Linked DNA regions of Mus musculus: region 2 is linked to region 1. A link is a loop called in an ENCODE intact Hi-C map of the cell type or tissue named here. Cell type or tissue: heart. All regions are shown on one strand. Each heading gives the region's core, and the rest is flanking DNA. Links, peaks and the distances in the headings are about the cores only.

Region 1 (4,390 bases), core at 310-4,309:
GTTTGGGAACCAGGATGGCTGTGGGGTTGAGTTGAGGGTGCCAGAGGACTCAGATGGCTGTTGATTCTAAGTCTGGGTAGGAGGCAAAAGGCTGGTGTGGCAACATACAGCTTCATCTCATGGCAATGTATGTCTGCATTTAGTCAGAGAGGAGAGGGAAGGAGGTCATACTTTGTCACGCACAGCCTAGATGTTGCACATAGCTTTGGTTGGTTGCCTCTCTCTGGGCAGAGCCTTGGCCACTTGTTGGGAATGCTGAGAAACAGTTGTCATTGGGCAACTGCCTGCTCAGCCAAAAGTTTTCATGTGAGAAAGAGAAGACAGTGACCTTCCTGGTTAGCCCCTTCTGAAACCCCACCGCCCTGAGGAAGAAAACCCAAGGAAACTGTAGAGTCCAGGACCCTTACGTGGGTGAAGGCACCAGTTCTCTCCCTCCCGCCCTTCCCCTCGTGTGCTGTGGGAGGGCTAGGGTGTTGGAAATAAAGACGCCCGCCCATTGAAAGAGGATAGACTGTAGCCCTTGGGGCAAACTCCTTCTGGACCCGCCAGGGCCACCAGTGCGGGCTTTCTGCCCTGGTGTGGTTCCTGATATCCCAGGCAGCAGCCCTGCTTCTGGGTACTTTGGTGGCACCTCCTTGTCCCTGGTTGTCCTAGTTAGGGTTTCAGTTGTTCCGATGAAATACCATGACCAAAGCAACGTGGGTTTATTTCAGTTTACACTTCCAGGGAATGCTTTATCTCTGACGGAAGTCAGGGCAGGAACTCAAACAGTGCAGGAACCTAGCTCTTCCTGGCTTGCTCAGCCTGCTTTTTTATAGAACTCAGGACCCCCACAAAGGCTTGTTCCCTCCCCCATCAATCACAATCAATCAAGACAGTACAGGCTTCCCTCCATCCCAGTTTTATGGAGGCATTTTCTGAATTGGGGTTCTCCTCTGAGATGGCTGAAACTATCCAGCACACTTGTTACTGTCTCTATTCTTGGGCAAAGTCTGAAGCTGGCCCAGACACCTCCTCTTCATGAGATGGCGTTTTCTCCAGAGTCCATCCCTTGAGTGCTGACGAGGTTGTTTTTTCTGGTCTGAGTAAACCTGCCCTGTGCACAGGCATTCCTTAGGCAGATCATAGTGCCTTTTATACTTGAATGCTGATTGGCCTCATGCGTGGAACTACTTCCTTACAGTGGCGTGAAGCCAGGAAATAATTAGATCTGAATCGTCCCCGCAGCTGCCCTACAGTTACAGGCTGTGTCGGCGTGTCAGCTGTTTTTTATGGTGACATGGACAGGACACGGTGTATGGCGTGGCATGGCATGCATGTGGAGGTCAGAGACCACTTGCTAGAAATGGTTCTTTCCCGCTGCTTTCTGGGAGCCAGGGAACAAGCTTGGGAGCAAGTACTTCTGCCTGTTCAGCCGCCTTACAGGCCCCGGTGTCATTATTCTTACCAGATGTTTATTGAAGCTTAATAAGGATCACCTGCTTTCTGCTCTGCTGCATCTGTGCCCATGCTGACCCCAAGTCAAGGTCATACATATAACTTCCGGGTCCAAGATCTGTGTGGTAGTTATGGTGGTGATTAGCTGATAGAGCAGACAGTCCAGAATAATAATGGCCTAAGCAAGATAGAAGCATAGCTTTGGCTTTTGTGTGTGTACGCGCTATCTGTGTCTTTGTTTCTTATTTATTTATTATGAGTATACTGTAGCTGTCTTCAGACACCCCAGAAGAGGGCATCAGATGCTACTACAGATGGTCGTGAGCCACCATGTGGTTGCTGGGAATTGAACTCAGGACCTCTGGAAGAGCAGTCAGTGCTCTTAACCACTGAGCCATCTCTCCAGCCCCTGTGTGTTTCTTATAGGTGTGTGTAGATGTGTAAGTGCCTCTGCAGGCCAGAGGTCAAGGTTCAGTGTCTCAGTCTCCTTTGTAAGTCATGTTTTTTTAAAGATGTGTCTCTGAATCTGGAGCTCACTGATTGGCTAGATTGCCTGGCCAGTGAGCTCTAGGGATGCAGGTGGCTCTACTCCCTCCCTAAGTATTGGGCCTAAGTATGCATGCCTGGGGAGCCACAGCACAGCATCCGTGGAGTAATTCTCTTCTTTCACCTTTACGTAGGCTTGAACTCAGGTTGTCAGAGCTACATAGCAAGTGCTGAGGGACAGATGTAGAGGTGACTATGGGATTTGGGATTTGGCAGCGCAGTGATCCACGACCTTAATAGGACAAGTTGGCCTAAGTCAGAAGAAAATGGGTGGGGGAGCTAGGAAGCCACTTGTGGCTATTGATGGGAGCCATAGGTTTAACTGAGGGTTTGGAGGGTAGGTTTTTTTACATTTTATTTTTCCCTATTATTATTACTATTATTTTGTTTGTTTGTTTGTTTTTCGAGACAGGGTTTCTCTGTATAGCCCTGGCTGTCCTGGAATTCACTCTGTAGACCAGGCTGGCCTCGAACTCAAATCCACCTGCCCTTGCCTCCCGAGTGCTGGGATTAAAGGTGTGCGCCACCACGCCCAGCTATTTTTCCCTATTCTAATCACTACTTTTGTCTTTTTTTAAAAAAGTTAAAATGGGGCTAAGGGGAGACGGCTCATTGGTTAAGAGCACTGGTTCCAGAGGATGGGGGTTTAATTTCTAAGAACTACACAGTGGCTTATAATCCTGTATCATTTCATTTCAGGGGATCTAATGCCCTCTTCTGGCCTCTGTAAGCACCTGATACACTTAGACACATAAAATTAAAAAGAAGATTAAACTGGGCCAATGTCTTTATTGTTTCCAGCAGGTTTGACTCAGTGTTTACTGTTTCTCTCCTTTCCTTTGAGGTAGGAAGTCAATGTGACATTGGCTTGCTTTCTGAGACAGTGTTTTACTATGTAGCCTTGTTTGGACGAGAACCAGAACTCAGTATATAGACCATCATAGTACATGTCTGAATTTAGAAACGTCAGCTTGGGTGGTGCATGCTCCTAGTTGCAGCTCTTGGAAGGGGAAAGCGAGGCAGGCTGTTACAACAACAAACATAAGGCTGGTGATAAACATGGACGTGGTGGACATCTGATTATTATTAATCCATTTAATTTCAGCAAATAGGTACTGCATGCCTTCTCAGTCAGGGTTGCTCATACTGAGATCAGGGATAAGGGAGTCCTGGTCCAGCAGTGAGCTCGTGTGGTAAGTAGATGTGAGGAGCTGCTGTGGATGTGTGGAGCAGTTCATCTCAGTGGGAATGGTGGGAATGGGTGGGGACAGGAGCGGCATGGGTACACAGAATGGGCCACGGAGGATAAAATGTGTCAGCTCTGTCCTCCTGGGGCAAACTGGTCATTCTTTTGAAATTGCTTAGAGGTGTTGATCTGAGATGGTGTGTGTTTGGTTTTGTTTTTTGAGGCAGGGTTGTCTTAGGTTGAGCCCAGACTGGCCTCAGGTAGGTGCCTCAGTCTAAAAGTGTGTACCATCATGCCTGGGTCTGAAAGGCTTTTTTATTTTTTTATTTTATTTATTTATTTATTTATTTATTTTTTTTTTTACAAAACGGTGCACTGCTGCTTTTTGTATATATTTTTAATAGATTTATTTATTTACCTTATTTACATGGGTACACTGTCGCTGTCTTCAGACACACCAGAAGAGGGCGTCAGATCCCATTACAGATGGTTGTGAGCCACCATGTGGTTGCTGAGAATTGAACTCAGGACCTCTGGAAGAGCAGTCAGTGTTCTTTGTTTTGTTTTGTTTTGTTTTGATTTTTCGAAACAGGGTTTCTCTGTGTAGCTCTGGCTGTCCTGGAACTCACTCTGTAGACCAGGCTGGCCTCGAACTCAGAAATCCACCTGCTTCTGCCTCCCGAGTGCTGGGATTAAAGGTGTGTGCCACCACCGCCCGGCCCAGTCAGTGTTCTTAACCACTGAGCCATCTCTCCAGCTCCTAAGATGTGATCATGAGGCTCAGGTAACCCCACCTCACTGTACCATTCCAGCAGCAGCAGCAGCAGTTGAGCTGAGGGGGAGGGTTTGAGAGAAGGAAAAGGCATTTCATTAAAATTTGGTTTTCTAGGCTGGAGAGATGGCTGAGTGGTTAAGAGCACCCACTGCTCTTCCAGAGGTCCTGAGTTCAATTCCCAGCAACCACATGGTGGCTCACAACCATCTGTAAAGGGATCTGATGCCCTCTTCTGGTGTGTCTGGAAACAGCTACAGTGTACTCATATAAATAAAATAAATCTTTTTTAAAAATTTGTTTCCTGTCCTTAATCCAGGTTCTGTGGCCTTGACTGGCCTGCTCACTGATGTGTCTCCACTGGAACATAGGCTCCCAGCTCATGCTCATTGTTAGCCTCTTTCTAGCACAGGGCTGGGCACAGAATGGCCCATGATAAATGTTTTTAT
Region 2 (4,390 bases), core at 190-4,189, 70 kb before region 1:
CATCCACAGAGCCTTACCCCCGTCCCCAGCCTAATCATAGTATTTTTAGCAATTAGTTCATACTAGGCAAAGCTGTTTAAAATACTAAAGACAAAGGAAACATTATTTCCAGGAGCTTAAGTATTTTAAGTCTTCCATAGCTGAGGCTTTATGACTACAGAGCTTGACAAGTTTGCTTCTACAAACCAAGTGCTGTAAAATACTACAGAAGAGACCAAAGTCACACGCGGGCTTCAGGCTTGCATCCACGGAGCCTGACCTCTCTTCGTACAAACAAGTGTTTACGGAGTGAGAACATATAGTTATAACTTACCTGCATTCCTCCAGGTCTTGTAACTGCTGCATCAGTCTATCCAACTGCTCTTCTAAATTCTGCTTTAGTTTGCTTGTCTCTGTCTTTCCTCTGGAAGCCATTTTAATCACTGTAAGAACAATAAGCCCACATGAGTACACTGTATTTGGTTACTTGGGAAGATTCAACATATTGGTGCAATTCAAAATTAAGAAAATCTAAAATGCTGGGTGGCAGATTTCTGAGTTCGAGGCCAGCCTGGTCTACAGAGTGAGTTCCAGGACAGCCAGAACTACGCAGAGAAACCCTGTCTAGAACCACGCCCCCCAAAAAAAGAAAAAGAAAAAAGTAAATTATGAAAATGTAAAATGAAAAGAACATATTTTTTCTAAGATTACAGGTATGTGCTAACATGCCCAGACTTGTTTTTCTTCCCCCAGAACAGGGGATTGAATCCAGGCGCTCATTCCTGCTAAGCAAGGACTCTACCATTAAGATAAATCCCCTGCACAGTAAGTTATTACTGTTTAACACAAAAATTTATCTCTTCTTGGGGGAAATGGAGGAACCAGAATGCTACATATACGCTACGCCAGACTGCACTCCCAAGCTGCAATACAGTCTCAAAAGGCAAAGTTATTCTGAATAAATTTAAGGAAAAATAAAGGCTTGTACAACAAACAAACAAAAAAAAAAAAAACAAAAACAAAAAAAAAAAAACAAAGCAACAACAAAAAAACTTTAACCACACTACAGATTTAGACCAGAAAGATTTGACTCACTGGCACCACCTAGTATTGAATAAAAGTGATGCGTTTCCTTTGAGACTGCCGAAATGGCCAACACTGTCATCTGGAGTGGAATATATTCATTCACGCTCACCGGGGTTCCAGTATCCTGTCCCGTGCACGGTGCTCAAAACTCGCCAACTGTCGGAGCTCTGAGTGTCATCAATTTGAGGAAAGCGAAGTTGTCATAAAGTTTACCGGAGGCTCAAACTTCAAACCTCCTGGGGTGGAGCTGGCTAGAACAAGGTAAAACTGTTAAGAGTTTTATTTGCTGTGTCTGAACTTGGCCTACAGCTGTCCAGATCACTTCCCGCTAAGCAGACTGTAACTGAAATACGTTCTCCATTCCTAGGAAGACGCGGGAGAGGCCACTGAATCCCTGGGCTGTGCCTCCCGTAGCTTTTGCCGAGTCTCCTCTGGGTGAGGCCACAGCACTCGGGACTCGGCTTGAGGAAAACTGTCCAACTCAGACGCACGAGAAGGCAAGGGCAGAAAGCACACCTTCTCAGGGACGGAGGTGAGCAAAGCCCGGGCCCGGGACCACCGGAGCAAAAATAAGGCAGAGCCGGACCGCACGCTCGGATGCCGGCCTCCTCCCCGCGGACAGACGAACTCCAAGCTCCCGCCGAGGTGTGCAGGTCCCGCCAAGGCCGGGCTCCAGCAGGCCCGGTGGTCACCTGAGGAGGCGGGGAGTCCTACGCCTGCGAAACGCTTCTCCGTCCTCCCTGATCGGAAAACAGGACAACCTCCTTCGCCCTCCCGATCCCCGCCTGCCGCCCGCTAGCGGATCCCAGGGTTTGGAACCAGGGGCCCCGCCTACCTGACTCCCCGGCCTGGCGGACCGCATGGAGCGAGCACTTCCGCTGGATTCGCGCACTTCCGGCTGTGTGGGGCCAATGAGAGCAAGGCGGCGGTGTTCCCTGCGCTGGCGTCCGGGCCGAGGTTGTCTCCTGGAGGACTAGGGCCGTTTGGCCTTCAAGGCCTGGTAAGCAACCCACCGAGGTCCTAGGAGACGAGCCTGTGCGAGCGTTAGCCCGGTGACCCGTACTTTGCCAAGCAAGGGACAATGCACAATGGCTGGGCCTTTAGAGACTTTTGTAACGGTCCCTGGGGCCAGCTCTTCATAGTCAACTCTTGCCCTTTAGTTCTTGGAACCAAAAAGTTGGTAACTTTCCTGTGACCTTGGTGCAGGTCAGTTCCCCCACTTGGGGTGGCCTGGATTCTTCCTCTCTAGAGATTTCTTGAGAGCAGACGCCCATGAACTTAGAGGGATGTGGGTGAGAGGCAATGGGGGAAAGCCAGTGCTGAGAAGGACATTCCCTTTTAGTCGTTTCCAAATCTGGGAAAGAGCAAGCCCACACAGCCTTTGAGAACCAGTTAAATTGCTGCTGAGTGGACTGTAAACTGTTACCAGGGAGCTGAGTGGAGAAAGGGCTATGCCAGCCCTTTGGGACCCAGATCCTGAGTCCCAAATGTCGGATATTGAGCTACACTGTTGGATTCTGGGTTTGCTTAATTGTGATTATTCCTATTCTCTGGTTCTGCCCTTTTGGGATTAGAAAGTATGAAACTTATTTTGATTTTACAGGAGCTCATGATTAAAAGACTTGGACTTTTAAAGAGACTCGGAACTTTAAAAGTTTTGAAATTTTGAAAGACTGAGAATTTTGAAAGTTGGTCTATGCTTTTGTTTTATAATGTTAACAGGGACTTTGGAGACAAGAAATCGAAAGGTTATAGCTTACAGTGATGCCTTTGTGAAGTTGAAGGGGGGGGGGTGTTAGAAGTTCATAGTTAAGCCGGGCGTGGTGGCGCAGGCCTTTGATCCCAGCACTCGGGAGGCAGAGGCAGGTGGATTTCTGAGTTCGAGGCCACCCTGATGTACTGGGCTGTATAAGAAAGCCAGCTTCCTAGGTGCTGGGCATTGGCACTAAAGAGGCAGAGATGGAATGATATCTCTGAGTTCAGGGCCAGTCTGGTCTACAGACTGAGTTTAAGCCAGGAGGCAGCAGCATTCATTCCTCAGTAGTGTCTGCTTCAGGTTCCTCCTAGAGCCCGTGCCCCAATTCTTTCAGTGATGGACTGACCTGGAAGTATAAGGCAAAAGAACCCTTCCTCCCCAAGTTGCTTTTGGTCAGAGTGTTTTGTCACAGCAGCAGAGTGAGGCTCAGACACTGGCTATATGTTCTACAAAATAATTGGCTGTAGTAATATGAAAGATTGTTGTAACCCATAAAGAGATTCTCTTTATCCAAAAGTTCCCACAACGTAAAGAATGTATAGATTGATCTTGGTGAGATCTTAGGTCTGCACGACTGTTTTCCTGTGAAGCTTCACTTTGCTGAGATGAGCGATTTCTTTTGACAATGTCCACTTCTGCCGGTGTCATCGGCTCAGATTCTAATGTCCCTATTTTATAAGATCCGAGGTTTATAGGAAGTCATTGTAGCAATCTTGAGAGTATTGTGTAGACACTCACTCCTCCTTCGTATGAAGGTGTTTTTAATGGCGATCCTGTGGTATCAGTTGACCAATCGTTTCCCGCTTCTTCAGCACTCATTAAGCAACTTCTATGATGGCTAGTCTTGGCATGCTTTTTGCGTGGTTATGATGTGCAGCAGACATTTTATGTAGAAATGGCAGCTAGGTCATCTTGTGAGATGCTTGACGGTACACAGTGGTAATGCTGGGGCGGACTCAGTCAGCCCAGGTGTGTAAATGAGGCAGGAAACCAGCAGGACCTATGGGCTAGCTTCAGACTGTTGGCTTAGCATCTGGTCTTGGGCAGGTCACTTTGGACAGCCAGATGAGCCCCATGCCAGAAAAAAGCACTGCAGGACAGAGCACAGTGTCTAATAAGGTGGAGCAGGACTCAGGTGAGAAGGATGCTTTTAAAAACGTATTCCTTCAAAAGTTCATACACAAGGGGATGGCATATATAAATGTTTGTTGATCGTGTTCCCGCAGTACTGCCTTACCCCCTCTCCCACCTCAAAACCTTTCTTCCCCAACACATCCCACCCAACTTCCATGACTTTTTTTTGTTTTGTTTTCTTTGTGGCCTAGAGGCTTTAATTAATGTTGCCTGCATAAATGGGGGGTGAGGAGGTGTGTGAGCAAGGCGCCTTACCAGTGCCTACAACCAAAGAAAAATCTGACTCCCTCTCCAGCTACCATTAACTGCCAATAGTGTGCACCCTGGGGAGGGAAGGGGTGAGGCCTTATGAGCCCCCTCCTCTGGCCATGATGACGGGATGTTAAGAGGCCCAGTCCTGTGCAGATCCAATGCAGCTAACTAAAGCTGCTGTGG

The links. Hi-C counts contacts between places; a loop is a spot of excess contacts. Peaks named below come from ENCODE experiments on the same cell type or tissue, not always from the same donor. Only the 100,000 strongest peaks of a DNase experiment are listed, where the experiment ranks them.
Region 2: it touches region 1 in a loop (1.9-fold over the local background); 1 of 42 quality-filtered maps calls a loop at or near these places.

What each region holds. Positions count from the first base shown.
Region 1 is chr4:149,412,762-149,417,151 of GRCm38, reverse strand. All of the region lies in intron 1 of Ube4b (ubiquitination factor E4B), which reads left to right. Among named protein-coding and RNA genes, the nearest start is that of Ube4b, 12 kb to the left of the region's middle. In heart, for the core only: a CTCF peak has its summit at 2,708 (motif pointing left); a DNase peak (open chromatin) is centred at 1,221; H3K4me3 peaks cover 244 bases; H3K27ac peaks cover 939 bases.
Region 2 is chr4:149,482,784-149,487,173 of GRCm38, reverse strand. It overlaps Nmnat1 (nicotinamide nucleotide adenylyltransferase 1), which reads left to right and starts at 1,964. Exons shown (of 5, transcript NM_133435.2): 1 at 1,964-2,065. It overlaps Tmem274 (transmembrame protein 274), which reads right to left. Exons shown (of 6, transcript NM_001366402.1): 6 at 3,835-3,911. The coding sequence ends at 3,835. Lzic (leucine zipper and CTNNBIP1 domain containing) reads right to left here and starts at 1,908. Exons shown (of 7, transcript NM_026963.6): 1 at 1,175-1,908; 2 at 314-422. The coding sequence starts at 414. In heart, for the core only: CTCF peaks have their summits at 1,094 and 1,935; a DNase peak (open chromatin) is centred at 1,953; H3K4me3 peaks cover 2,410 bases; H3K27ac peaks cover 1,550 bases.